Linked DNA regions of Homo sapiens: region 1 is linked to region 2. The links are chromatin contacts, found by Hi-C or POLR2A ChIA-PET in ENCODE. All regions are on one chromosome and are shown on one strand. The core of a region is the stretch at or near the end of the contact, and the rest is flanking DNA. Distances in the headings are between cores, read along the strand shown. Region 1 overlaps LCOR (ligand dependent nuclear receptor corepressor). Region 2 overlaps PIK3AP1 (phosphoinositide-3-kinase adaptor protein 1).

Region 1 (6,777 bases), core at 581-3,080, 240 kb after region 2:
TAGTGATATTAACAAATGTAATTTTTTTTTGGTGTTACATTGTGTGATGGAAAATGCACATACCTCAGTGAATTAATGCTTTCCAAATGACCAGTAATGATGTTACAAATAAACATTGGTCAAGTGCAAAATAGACTGATGGATTTTTTTTGTAGGAGAAATTTTATTTTTTAAATTAAGTTGTAGTAAAACTGACCATTTTTGTGTACAGTTGTATGAATTTTACCTCATGTATAAATTTATATACCCAACACCACAACTAAGAAACAGAATAGTTTCATGACCTCAAGAAGTTCCCTGTGCTGTCTTTTCTAATTGCCCCACCCAAAACCTCTGGCAGCCTCTGATCCATTCATTTGCTATAGTTATGTTTTTTAGAGAATGTCATATAAATGGAATCATACACTGTGTAACCATTTGAGACTGGCTTCATTCACTCAACATGTATTTGAGAGTAATCCAAGTTGTATCTTCCGTTATTTCACTCCATTTTAAAAAACTAAAATTCACCATTTGAGCCATTTTAAGGTGTGTATAATTCAGGAGCTTTTAGTATATTCAAAGTGTTGTACAACCATTACCACTATCTAATTGTATAGCATTTTGATCACCTCCCAAAAGATAGACCATACCTATTACATAGTCACTTCCATTTCCATATTTCCTCCATAATATCCTTTATGTCTGTGAATTTTCCTGTTCTGGACATTTCATATAAATGGAATCATACAATATATGGCCTTTTGTGTCTGGCTTTCATTTAGCATATTTTTGAAGTTCATCCATGTTGTACGTATCAGTATTCATTCATGTTGTCAGCTCAGGTTGCCATAACCAAAATACCACAGGCTTAGTGGCTTGAACCACAGATACTTATTTCTTATAGTTCTGAAGGCTGGAAGTACAGATCAAGGTCCGGCAGTGTTGGTTTCTGCTGAGGCCTCTCCTCCTGGCTTGTAGGTAGCTACCTTCTCACTTTAACCCCACACAGCCGTTTCTCTGTGCTCATGCAGGGAGGTAGCACAAGTGATCTCGAGCGTGTGTGCACCTTCTCTGGTTTCTGTCCTAACAAGGACACTAATTCTGTCAGATCAGGGACCCACCCTTCTGACCTCATTTCATCTTTGTTGCTTCCTTAGAGACCTCATCTCCAAATACAGCCACACTGGGGTTAGGGCGTTAACATGAATTTTGGGAGTGACATAAACTTTGAGTCCTTAACAGTTCTTTTTTATGGTTGAATAATATTCCATTGGATGGCTGTACTCCATTTTGTTTATCCACTCTTTAGTTGGTGGACATTTGAGTGTTTCCGCTGTCAGGTTATTATGAATAATGCTGCTGTTCAATACTGCTGTGAACATTCATGTATGACTTTTTGTTTGAACACCTGTTTTCATTTCTCTTGAGTATATACTTAGGAGTGGAATGCTGGGTCATTTGGTAATTCTATTTTTAACTTTTTGAGAAACACCTAACTTGTTTTCCAGAGCATCTGCGCCGTTTTGCATTCCCACCAGCAATGTGTGAGGGCTCCCATTTCTTCACTTCCTTTACCAGCACTCGTTATTTTCTTTGTATGCGTGTAGTTTTTTTGTTTTGTTTTGTTTTGTTTGAGATGGAGTCTCGCTGTGTCGCCCAAGCTGGAGTGCAGTGGCATGATCCTAGTTCAGTGTAACTTTGAACTCCTGGAGTGAAGTGATCCTCTCACCTCAGTCTAGGACTACGTACCACATCTGGCTAACCTTTAAGATATTTTGTAGAGAAGGGGTCTGGCTGTGTTGTGCAGGCTGATTTCAAACTCCTGGCCTCAAGCAATCTTCTCACCTCTACTTCCCCAAAGCACTAGGACTGTAAGTGTGAGTCACCCCTGCCCAGCCTAAAACTGATTTTCTTATGCTAATCTTGTATTCTACAACCTTGCTGAACCTGTTTATTAGGTTAATGGTGGTGTTTTGAAAGATTCTTTAGAATTATGTATATATAAAATCATGTCATCTATAAAAGTAGTTTTACTTGGTCTTTCCAATTTGGATGCCTTTTATTTCTTTTTCTTTTTTCTAACCACCCTTGCTAGAACTTCTAGACAATGTTGAGTAGAAATGGTAAGAGCAGACATCCTTGCCTTATTTTTGATATTAGGGGAAAGCTTTCAGTATTTTGCTATTGAGTATGTTAGCTGTTTCATAACCAGGGTTATGAAAAAGCTCCTTTCTATTCCTAGATTGTTGAGCGTTTTTATCATGAAAAGGTGTTGGACTTTGTCCAGTGCTTTTCCTATGTCAACTGAGATGATCAGGTTTCTCTTTTCCCCGCTTTATTCTGTTAATATGGTGACTTTTTTTCAACTGATTGATTTTTGTATGTTGAACCAGCCTTGCATCTCTGGGATAATTCCATGATGGATGGTCATATGCTGCTAAATTTTGTTTGCTAGTATTTTCTTGAGGATTCTTGCATCTCTATTCGTGAGGGAGATTGGTCTGTAGTTTCCTTATGATGATGTCTGTCTTTGCTATCAGGGTAATACTAGATTTATGGGATGAGTTTGGAAGTATTCATCCCTTTTCTCTTTTTTTGGAAGAGTTGAAGGAAGGATTGGTGTTCTTCTTTAAATGTTTGGTAGGATTCACCAATGAAGCCATATGGTCCTGGGGTTTTTTTTGTTGGAAGTTTTATTACAGTTTTCATACTTGTTATAGGTCTTTTCAGTTTTTTAGTTGAGTCAGTTTTGGTAGTTTCTAGAGGTTTATCCATTCATCTAGATTATCTAATTTGTTGGCATACAATAGTTCATGGTATTCTCTTGTAATCCTTCCTGTTTCTATAAGATTGTAAAGATGTCCCCAGTTTTATTCCTGATTTTAGTAAATTGAATCTTCTCTCTTCTTTTTTCTTGGTCTGTCTAGTTAAAGGTTTGTCAATATTGATTTTTTCCGAGAAATTTTGGGTTCATTGATACTGATTTTTCTGACTCTTTTTTTTTTTTTTTTTTTTGAGACAGGGTCTTACTCTGTCTTGACTCTTTTTTTTTTTTTTTTTTTTTTTTTTTTTTTTTTGAGACAGGGTCTCTGTCGCCCACACTGGAGTGCAGTGGTGTCATTTCTGTTCACTGCAACTTCTGCCTCCCAGGTTCAAGCAGTTCTCCTGTCTCAGCCTCCTGAGTAGCTGGGATTACAGGTGCACGCCACCACGTCCAACTAATTTTTGTATTTTTAGTTAGAGACAGGTTTTTACCATGTTGGCCAGGCTAGTTGCGAACGCCTGACCTCAGGTGATCACCTGCCTCGGCCTCCCATAGTGCTGGGATTACAGGTGTGAGCCACCACACCTAGCCTGTAGTTACTTTTTTGAGTAACTATTTAAGAATGTATTGTTTAATTTCCACATATTTGCAAATTTTTCAGTTTTCCTGTTAGTGATTTCTAACTTCATTGCATTGTGGTTGGAAAAGATACTTTGTGTGATTTCAGTCTTTTGAAATTTACGGCAAGTTTTTTTGTGGTCTAACGTGTTGCCCTAGAGGATGTTCCAGTGCACTTGAAAAGAATGTGTATTCTGCTCGTGTTGGTTGGAGTGTTCTGCATATGTCTTTTAGGTCTAGTTGCCTAACGGTGTTGTTTAAGTCTTCTTTTTCCTTATGTATCTTTTGCTTAGTTGTACCACCCATTATTGAAAGTAGGGTGTTGAAGTCTCTAGCTATTATTGTTGAGCCATTTCTTCCTTCAAGTCTGTCAATTTTTGCTTCATAGAATTTGGGGCTGTGTTGTTAGGGGCATATATGTTTTTAATTCTTAAATGTTCTTGATTGACTCTTATCATTATATAATGTCCTTTGTCTTTTTAAGTAGTTTTGTCTTAATGCCTTTCTTAGTCCACTTGGGCTGCCTAAGTGGCTTATAAAAAAAATTATTTCTCACAGTTCTGGAGGCTGGGAAGTTCAAGATCAAGACACAGACAGATTTGGTATGGTGAGGTGCCGCTTTCTGGTTCATGGATGACTGTCTTTTTGCTATGTTCTCACATGACAAAAGGATGAGGGATCTCTCTTGGTGCCTCTTTTATAAGGGCACTAATCCCATTTATGAGGACACTGCCCTTATTTTCTTAATCACCTTCCAAAGGCCCCACTTCTTAATCCTATCACCTTGGAGGTGATAGGATTTCAACATATGAATTTTTGGGGGGACTCCAACAGTTAGACCATCGCAGTGCCTATTTTGTCTGATACTAGTATAGCCACTCCATTTCTTTTTTGGTTGCTGTTCGCATGGGCTTTTTCTTTTCTTTCACCTTCAACCTCTTTGTGTCTTTGGATCTAAAGCAAATGTCTTGTGTACAGAATATTGTTGGATAATGCTTTTTAAATTAATTCTGCCCATCTCTGCCTATTAATTGGAGGCTTTACTCCATTTACATGTAATATAATTGCTGATAAGGAGGAACATTTCCCATTTTATATTTCTTTCTGTCTGTCTTATATCAGTTTTGTTCAAGCCCTCCATGACTGATTTTTGTGTTACATATTTTCTAGTGTACCATTTTGATTCCCTTCTCATTTATTTTACTACATAATAGTTATTTTCTTGGTGTTTGTCCTGGGGATTATAATTAACACCTTCATTTGTAGCAGTCTATTTTGAATTAATAACAACTTGGTTTCAATAGTATATAAAATACTTTGCTGCTACATAGCTCTCCCCCCTCCAATAAATCTTTATGCATTGTTTGTCCATCAACACAGAGTTATAATTATTGTTGTATGTAGTCTTTTAAGTCATATAGGGAACAAAAGAGGCATTAACAAACTGAAAACATAACCTCTCTGCCTTCTTTGCTTCCTAACACTTTATAATATAATATCTCTAATATGCTTTCAGATACTATTCTAAATAATTTACAAATACTTGTCTAATCACGTTATAAATTTATAGCCAAGGAAAGTGAGGTGTGAAGAAGACAAATTGTCCAAGGTATGGCCAGGCACAGTGGCTCACACCTGTAATCCCAGCACTTTGGGAGGCCGATGCAGGCAGATCACAAGGTCAGGAGTTCTAGACCAGCCTGGCCAATATGGCGAAACCCGGTCTCTACTAAAAATACAAAAACTAACTGGGCATGGTGGTGGGCATCTGTAGTCCCAGCTACTCGGGAGGCTGAGGCAGGAGAATTGCTTGAACCCTGGAGGTGGAGGTTGCAGTAAGCCAAGATCGCGCCACTACACTCCAGCCTGGGTGACAGAGCAAGACTCTGTTTCAAAAAAAAAAAAAAAAGAAATTGTCCAAGGTTATAGAGCTTTTAAAAGAGAATCAGATATTTGAACCCAGGTGACCTGGCTTCGTAATTCATATTCTTAACCACTACATCTCTTACTTCCTAGAGTTGTAGTACTCCTTCTATTACACTACAACAGTGAATGTAAAATTCAGTTGGATACATAAAATGTGCATTCATGTTGAAAATGAAGGAAAAATAAAGTGAAAGATACTGGGAATCATTTGGGAGGAAAGATAACAGCTGGAAGGGACTTTTGAACTATGGCCTTGAAGACCACGTAGGATCAAGACTATTGATATTTGAGAGAATTTTATTTATTTATTTTTTGTAATGGAGTCTCGCTCTGTCACCCAGGCTGGAGTGCGGTGGCATGATCTCAGCTCACTGCAACCTCCGCCTCCTGGGTCCACACCATTCTCCTGTGTCAGCCTCCCGAGCAGCTGGGACTACAGGCACATGCCACCACGCCCAGCTAAAATTTGCATTTTTAGTAGAGGTGGGATTTCACCATGTCTCAATTTCTTGACCACGTGATCCGACCACCTTGGCCTCCCAAAGTGCTGGGATTATAGGCATGAGCCACCGCATCCGGCCTGAGAGTACATTTTAGAAGGAGCAAGGTGAAGAGAGGGATCAAGACAAAGAAAATCAAGGCCTACTTGAGAAGCAGATTGTTATTGAAAGGCATTGAAAAGGAGTGTTGAAAAGGTTCACTTTTGGAAGAATTTGAAAGCCAGACTAAGCAGTTTGAATTTTATTATGCAGGCAGTAGCTAATCATTGAACCTTTTTGAGCAGGGGAGAACTATTAAGAATTTTGTATATAAATCTGAAAGCTGATTCAAACATTGGTACAGTTTAAAATTTTCTAATATATCCTTCAATTGGGGCCAGACTGAGGGTTTATCTTTTGTACTGCCATATATTATGATGTGTTAGAAGTGTGGTAAAAAGTAATGATTTTTAAAATATATAAATTAGATATATTTAGATGTGTTTGATTACATTAAAAGGAACCTGTTTCCTTTCAGAATCCTCGGATGACATTTGGAGTGGGTTAAGATATGTCTTTATTTCAATAACAGTGCCATATATAATAGTTCAGATCAGCTAGTATTTTTTGAGTACTTACCATCAAGTTGTTTGCTAGATGGTAAAGATAGAACAGTAAAAAAGACCTGACCTTAATTTTCAGTCTCTTTTTCTTTCTAATCTTTAAACATTGGAATGCTCCAGTATTTGGTCCTGTTGCTTCCTTTCCTTAACTTAATATGATCTTATCTAGTTCTAAAGCTTTAAATTCTGTCTGTACTTTACTGATTCCCAATTTTATATTGCCCCATCTCAGTGTCTCCCTTTTAACTTCAAAGTCACCTATCCAATTGCCTTCTTCATAGATCTACTTTGATTTCTAAGTAGCATCTCAGACTTATCCCCAAAGTGAACTAGATCTCTGTCTGCCAAACATTTACCCTCCAGTCTTCTCCATCCTAGAAAGTTA
Region 2 (7,272 bases), core at 47-2,546:
CGGTTCTCAAGGGTGGTGGCACTGCCCCCTGGGGGCGTTTGGAAAATCTATGAGGGTATTTTGGGTGGTCACCAAGGAGATGGCATTTAGGAAAAGGGGGAAGGACCCTAGACATCCTGCTATGTGTGGGACAGCCCTGCCCAATGAAGAGATGTTTCATGTCCCTCGTGACTTTCAAATATTTCCCTAGACATACACATAAGTTTTAAAAAGTACGTATGATACATATTTATACCTATGTGTATATTTCTACATATCTGTGTATATGTACAAGTATGTCTGTATTTTTAAATTTAATGTCAGCAGATATAAGCAAAAATATAGACAAATATACCTCATTTTATTACTAATTATTACCAATGCCATATTGGCTGGGAGTCACAAGTCACAGAACTTCTCTCAACTCAGTTAAAGATTCCTATTTTGTTTTGAGTTTAGGTGTTGGAGGGGAACTTCTACTGCTCATTCACTTTTGTCAAAAGGCATTACTTTTGCATTGGAAAAAACAAGATAATAAAAAGTGGGCAAAGTTTGTTAGACAGTTTATAAGAAAAATCATGATCCTGAAGAATGATATTTTGAAAATAAGCTTACTATATATTAATGCAATAAAATCAAATTACCCCTCGCCCCCCAAAAAATCTGCTTATTATTTTCTGAGCCTAGAACCTAAACTGTTTCACATATAAACACATCTTATTTTTGCAAACACTTAATTTTTTAGAAATTCAATTTCTATGAAAATGGAAAGGAAATCATAAAGAGTTGTTCACCATCTAGGAAAATCCAGGTGCCAATGCCAACATTATTCCCATCATTTGAGCCACCAAGACTGCAAACGTGTCAGTCAATGTTTGAAGCCGTTGACCGTGATTCTGAGTGTGTCTGCATCTGACTCTTTTGTCATGACTTCTGGTGCAGGCATGTTTGAGTATGTCCTCTTCTTTAATTTCTCTTTCCTATTTCAATTAGGGCAGTATATTTGATTTCTGAGAATTTTATATGTAGGTAGGTTATATAATACATAAACCTCATGTCAGAGTAGGAAAATGTTTGTTATAAAAAGGACCCCTGGAGACTGAGGGCTGAGAGCCACTGATTTGGCCTCTCAGATCACGAGGCAATGAGTTCATCAATTCTGACTTCCAGATATTTGCTTAAACTCTCCCAGCAGTCATAACAGAGGAAGTTTGGAGAAGAATTCTGCTTGTCACAGCACATGACTCCAGCCCTAGCTTTGTGTAAAACAGGACCTTCATCTCTCTGGGGTGAAGTGAGGGTACATAGGGACTGCCCCGCGCCATCTTCATCCGGAATGAAAAAAGCTGTTTCTCAGCAGAAAGGTGGAAGCAGAACTGGGTTGTGCTACTTACAGAGGTCTTCAGTGGCAGCTGGGACAAAGGCAGCCATGGACTCATAGAGATCCTCGTCACAGCCGGGGTTGAGCGAGCATTTCATAAGCAGGTCTGTGGAAAGGTGGGCCATGGACTCGTACACAGCATCAGCCTCCTCCCCGTGCATCAGTTCCTCTTTAATGTGACTCTTGAGCATGTCCACCGTTTCCTGAAAGAGAAGATGAGGCCCACGGCGCCCTGAGGCAGCCTGACTTTCCGGGTGGAACTTGGCCCCCGAAGGCACTTGTGGCCAGCAAAGTAAAGGCTCCCATGAGTCAGGATTACAACTGGTTGTGTGTATTTGTATTTTCCCACCTGACTGAACGCTCCTTGAGGCCAGGCTTCCCACCTTTTTTAGTTTATTTCACGTTTTTGTTTTAATCTTCGTATCTTCCTACAACACTAAGCACAGAGTTAGGCACTCAGGAAATACTCGTTAAATGTCCACTGACCAGAGGATACAAATTAAAAATTACTTTCCCATGGCCTGATGTGGTGGCTCACACCTGTAATCCCAGGACTTTAGGAGGCCAAGGCAAGTGGATCACCTGAGGTCAGGAGTTCGAGACCAGCCTGGCCAAAATGGCAAAACCTCATCTCTACTAAAAATACAAAAATTAGCCGGGCATGGTGGAGCACGCTTGGAATCCCAGCTACTCGGGAGGCCGAGGCATGAGAATTGCTTGAATCCAGGAGGTGGAGGTTGCAGTGAGCCAAGATCGCACCAGTGCACTACAGCCTGGGCAACAGAGCAAGACTCTGTCTAAAAAAAAAAAAAATACTTTCCCGTGAGCACCTTTTAAATGTCAGGTACAATGCTAGGTATTTGCCTATACCCTATCTCCTGTAATCCATTCCACTACTGCTTGAGAAAGGTATAATATTCTCTAGTTTACAGATGAGAAAAACAAAGCTCACAAAAATCTAGTATCTTACTCAAGGGCTTGCAATCCTGATTTCTGATACTTCTTCTACACCCTAGTGGTTCCTCCAAAGGGAAAAAAATGACACAAGAAGGTGTGACCTTTACTGACTAGCCACGCAGAAATTCAAATGAGCTGAACAGGAATGCAGCTAAGGTGTTCTCGCCCTGTGTGTAGTCAGAGGTCACTCCGCAGCTTGGCACACTAGCCCCTGTTCCTTCAGCAGTCTCCTCCAAACTGTCAGGAACCCTGACAGTTTCCAGGGGTTCCAGCCTCGATTTTATGTCCTATGTGCCCAAAAGGAGAGATGATCTTGGATAAAGTGTCCTGACATCAGAAAGGTTCTCCCCTGCCTCCCACTGCCATCCTGCCTCCATGTGATTGTGAAGCCAGAGAGGTGACTTCCCTGAAACCTCTGCACAACTTTTCCTGGTAAGAAACTTTGGTGTTTCACAATCCTTATTTCAGCATCAACCCACAAAAATCCTCATTTTCACCACCACTACCCTAAGATAGCTAATCTTTTATTGACACTTCGTTAGTTTCCTCACGAGACCCAATAAAACAGATGACAGCTGTGAAATGTTGGAGATTCCAGATCTCACCTTTGGTTTTGATGTGGTGAAAAAAGGAAATGGGACAGTTCTAAGAGGCCATAAGCAACACAAAGGGACAGTCTTTTGGTCACAATGCTGAAGCTGCATCGGTTGAAGGTGACCACAGGGAGAAAGCAAAGATGGTATGACCTAGATTGACTTCGGCACAAAATGAAAGTGCATCTTTAAACATCCCAGTTAAATACAACAGGATAACAAGCCCGGGCTTCAGTATCAAACTAGGTGCAAATCCTGTCTCTGCCCTGAATAGTCTGTGGCCCTAAGCACAGTGACTTTGCCTTTCTAAGCCGTTTTCCTCTTTTGTAAAGTAAGGCTTGCAATACTGTCAACTTCAAAGGATTGTGGTGGGGATTAAATGAGATAATACATTTTCAAATCAAATACATTCAATAAATACTAGTTACTACTATGAACACAGTAGGTTATTAATAAAAACTATTGGCATGGAAATGAAATGCTACATTTGGTACATTTGTGACTTTAAGAAAAAACTGAGTAAATACACCCAGACTGAGAGCACCTTTTAGACTTATTTGTGTCAGTGACGCCCAAAAAAAAGGACTCACACCATTTTATTCAAAACACTTATACACCTGTAAACACTGGGAAGTCCCCTCTGTGCCTCCGTGAATCACTGTCTTGTAGATTTTCCAACACAGAGCAGAGAGTTAAGTTTCTGGGGAGATATCAGGCTCTGTCCTGTCTGGAGGTCGAGAGCAAGACCGGGCTGTGTTTATTGCTCCCTGTGAGGTCACAGCCCCATGCGAGAGGCTGAGCTATTCTCAGGTACCCTCTGGGAGTCTGTGAAGAAGGAGGAAAACCACGAGGGACTGGGATCAGGAAGAGCAGCTGCTTCCTAGGCATCAGAGGCAATATTGGGGCATGGAATAAGATGTAGACGTGGGGTGCGATCAGCCTCAAAGAAGGACCCAGAAGTCAATGTTTGAGGAGGAGCTGAGGGCCCCAAACCAGATGATCAGATAAACTGGGCATACCTGCCTGTCTTAACATGGGACCCAGGCAGGGGGTTAGAAAGAGAGAGCGAGGCTGTCAGCAGGAGGTGGGCCTTAGAGTTGCTGCCCTGATGCCTTTCCAGGTGCACAGCTTTATTGAGGTTTCTGCTGAAGAAGAAACCAAGCCTAATACAGTTCACCGGGGCCTGAAGGCGGGTGAGGCAGCTAGGAGCATCCCACCATGGTGCCCTGGAGGCAGGTGAGGAGGTGGGGGGAGATGATCAGCCTCTACCTTCAGCAGATTCACTCTATAAAGGTTTCTGTAAATTCTGTGAGGGTGAACCTCAGTGCTTAATAGAAATGATTTCCTTTTACCTTCAAAAGAACTCTATGACTCAAACTATGATTATCTTCCTTCTGCATATTAGGAAACTGAGAGAGGATACGTGACTTACCCAACGTCACAAGGCTAACAAGTGTTGGTACAGGAATTTGGACCCAGGTCCATGTGACTCCAGACCTCATTTCTTAAGCCCACACATACTGCCCATGGCCAGAAGAGGTACATGAGGACATGCTAGAGATAAAATCTGTTCGTATTTTGGGTGAAAGGGCAGCCATACTACCACAGAGTGCATTTCCAATCCTGGGCCCCTCCTGCCTTGACCTTACCACATACTCGTCGATGAACTGCCGCAGGTCCCTGAAGCCGTGTTTCTCAGCGATGGTGTTGGGGTAGTGGCCATGCTTGTTGGCCACGCTGTACGCCTGCAGGGCTCCTGGGCAGGTGAGCAACAAGGCAGTGAGGTTCTTCAGTCCATACTTCGCAGCAAAATGCAACAGGGTGGGCAGCTCTTCATCCCTCTGATCTGAAAATTATCAAGGAAAACTTAATAGGCAGATAAAAATAAAGGCACAGGGTGCCCTTGTTCATGGAGATGAAGCTGCCAAGACTAGCATGGCAACAGAAAGCACTCAGCCATTACTTATTGATTGACTGACCTAACATCTAACAGCTTCCTTCAGGACACCACTGAAGATCATGTCCTCAGATGCAGAGGACATAATTTTTTTTGTTGAGATGGAGTCTCACTCTGTCACCCAGGCTGGAGTGCAGTGGCGCGATCTTGGCTCACTGCAACCTCTGCCTCCCAGTTTCAAGTGATTCTCTCGCCTCAGCCTCTCAAATAGCTAGGATTACAGCTGTGCATCACGCCCAGCTAATTTTTGTATTTTGAGTAGAGATGGGGCTTCACCATGTTATCCAGGCTGGTCTCATACTCCTGACCTCAAGTGATCCACCTGCCTCGGCCTCCCAAAGTGCTGGGATTACAGGCATGAGCCACCATACCCGGCCATAACATTTTAATTAATTAGCAAATCTAATAATGAATACCCTACCATCTTCTCTAACAGGACTGGAGAATCCTGAGAAAAAGTACCAGTTCAAAATGTGCCGGGTTTGTTTAAAGGCTTAACTAGCAGCCACACAGTACAATAGGAATCATGTTTTGAACTTCTCTGCAAAGTTCAGAGCATGTATTTCTTAAAGCTATTGTTTCGTGCTGATTAAAAGAAAGCAGTTCATCCTCTTAGCCCTTATTCCTAATTTCATGATAAGTACACCAAGTAATCCTGGGTATGTTCCTTAGACTTTCCGCTGCCTTTAGTTCTCAACCAGAAAATACTTCCAGACTATCTCAAAAGGACCTGGGAGGATAAGTAAGATAGTATTCAGCAGGGTTCCTATTTAGGAGAGATTTTGAATGTTGGTCTTAATGCACACAAGCCCCACCAGGACGTCAGTTCACTCTCTAATTGGTGAAAAGCAAAGTACTCCAGAGAGGTGCTGGGTCCCCACGGACCCCCTCCACCTACTGACATCTGAATACAGCAAGTTAAACTCAACCAAGAAAATGGACATGTTTGTGTTTGCGGAGCTGGGGACAAATCTCTTTTTTCATAAACGTTTATTTTTAAGCCCAACAACTTTATAGACATACATTTATATACAAATGTATATTTTTTAACATGACAAACCCAGCCTTCTATTCCAAATATGACCTTGGAATGAAGGGTCTGAAAATATTCCCAGGATCTCAAATTGTCAGGCTATGAAATACTTTCTTCTAAGCCCCAAACTTAATAGAGAATAGTCACATCTACAAAAGTGCTGCAAGAACATTCCATAGTAGGAAAATGGGGAGAGGCAATACGAAAGAGAGTCCCCCAGGAGAAGGCCTCGAAAGTCATGTAAACTCACCCTTATGGTTCTCTTAGACTACAGAAGGATGGAACGTAGGCAGAAGGTAACCAGAGACTTGGGTCCCATTTGTGTAGTGCAACCATGGCATGAAGGAACGGTGGTGTCCACAGAAACACTACAATAGGCATCCTGTCCAGAACACCAAGCATCATCCCCGTGCAAGGGGTGTGACTCTCTCAGCTCCCAGCATGTCACATGTGCACAAGAGGCTGCTCCTCCCTCATTAAACAACTACTTGTTTAGAGCCTACAAAGAGCCAGCCACCCAGGAGCAGTTCCAGCCCTCACTGAGCGGACAGCCTAGCAAAGAAGACAGACACAGCTGAGGAGTGCTAGGTCAATGGCACCCAACATGCTGGTGGTCGGGGGGTGCCAAAGCAGGTGAATGGAACCTACTGGAGGTTTGGAGAAGGTCTTCTAGGGAAGTGCTACCTAAGCTGCTACAGGGAAGTGAGAGAAGTTAGCCAGGTAAACAGCAACCAAGGCAGGAAGGAAGGACTATCTTTCCATGAGTCTAAGTGGCAAGAGACAGGTGAAAAAAGCTCATACCTCCTGCAGATCAAAGCATAGAAAAGACAAGAGGGAGTGTGGAGAGAGATGAGGGCTTGTTCACAGGTTAAGCAGTTTGGATTTTATCTAGAAGGCAACTGGGAACCTCCCCTGACAGTACTTAGCTTACCTGTTCCTCATGCTATCCCTATGAGGAATAATCATAACAAGCTCCATTGGCTTACGCCAAACCAATTTAAAATCACTCATTTCCTGCTCCTCCGTAAGCCACCACATGTGTTTTGAGAAGGGGGTAAAGTATTCAGATTTGCAATTGAGAAGAATGAGGCTAACCAGTCAAGAATGAGTCCTTATCACAGGATAGGTTATAGAGAAGGGACCCAGAAGAGTTACAGCAGAAGGTAAACGCGTATGTTGATGGGATGCTGAAACCAGCAGGCTAGAATCAGCCCACGTTGGTTTCCTGAGGTTTGACTGTCAACTTACTTGTCATCATATCTTCTTCTTCCAGCTGGTTGATTCCAAAGAGGTGCAGTCCGCTTGCAGGGATATTGTTCTTCAGGGATTCGGTTAGCAGTTTATCAAGGGTCTCTGTGTTGTAGGGCACAAT

Evidence for each region. Hi-C counts contacts between places; a loop is a spot of excess contacts on that map. ChIA-PET counts read pairs that join two places held with the same protein, here RNA polymerase II (POLR2A). Pooled maps may share reads with other maps.
Region 1: a map with no recorded cell type shows a loop between it and region 2 (2.0-fold over the local background). The contact joins two enhancer-like sites. A Hi-C loop is called at or near these places in 7 of 37 single-sample maps with no recorded cell type and 3 of 50 pooled maps. POLR2A ChIA-PET finds 5 or more read pairs at or near these places in 2 of 52 experiments (WTC11 and activated T-cell).

What each region holds. Positions count from the first base shown.
Region 1 is chr10:96,888,506-96,895,282 of GRCh38, forward strand. The region is part of intron 2 of LCOR (ligand dependent nuclear receptor corepressor); the gene reads left to right. Among named protein-coding and RNA genes, the nearest start is that of LCOR, 60 kb to the left of the region's middle. Within about 2 kb of position 1,831, at least 3 of the 41 ENCODE cell types and tissues checked have a DNase peak (open chromatin) inside an H3K27ac peak, as active enhancers do.
Region 2 is chr10:96,644,100-96,651,371 of GRCh38, forward strand. It overlaps PIK3AP1 (phosphoinositide-3-kinase adaptor protein 1), which reads right to left. Exons shown (of 17, transcript NM_152309.3): 6 at 7,149-7,272; 7 at 4,560-4,756; 8 at 1,374-1,563. Among named protein-coding and RNA genes, the nearest start is that of TM9SF3, 61 kb to the left of the region's middle. RefSeq lists an enhancer at 1,373-1,442. Within about 2 kb of position 1,297, at least 10 of the 41 ENCODE cell types and tissues checked have a DNase peak (open chromatin) inside an H3K27ac peak, as active enhancers do.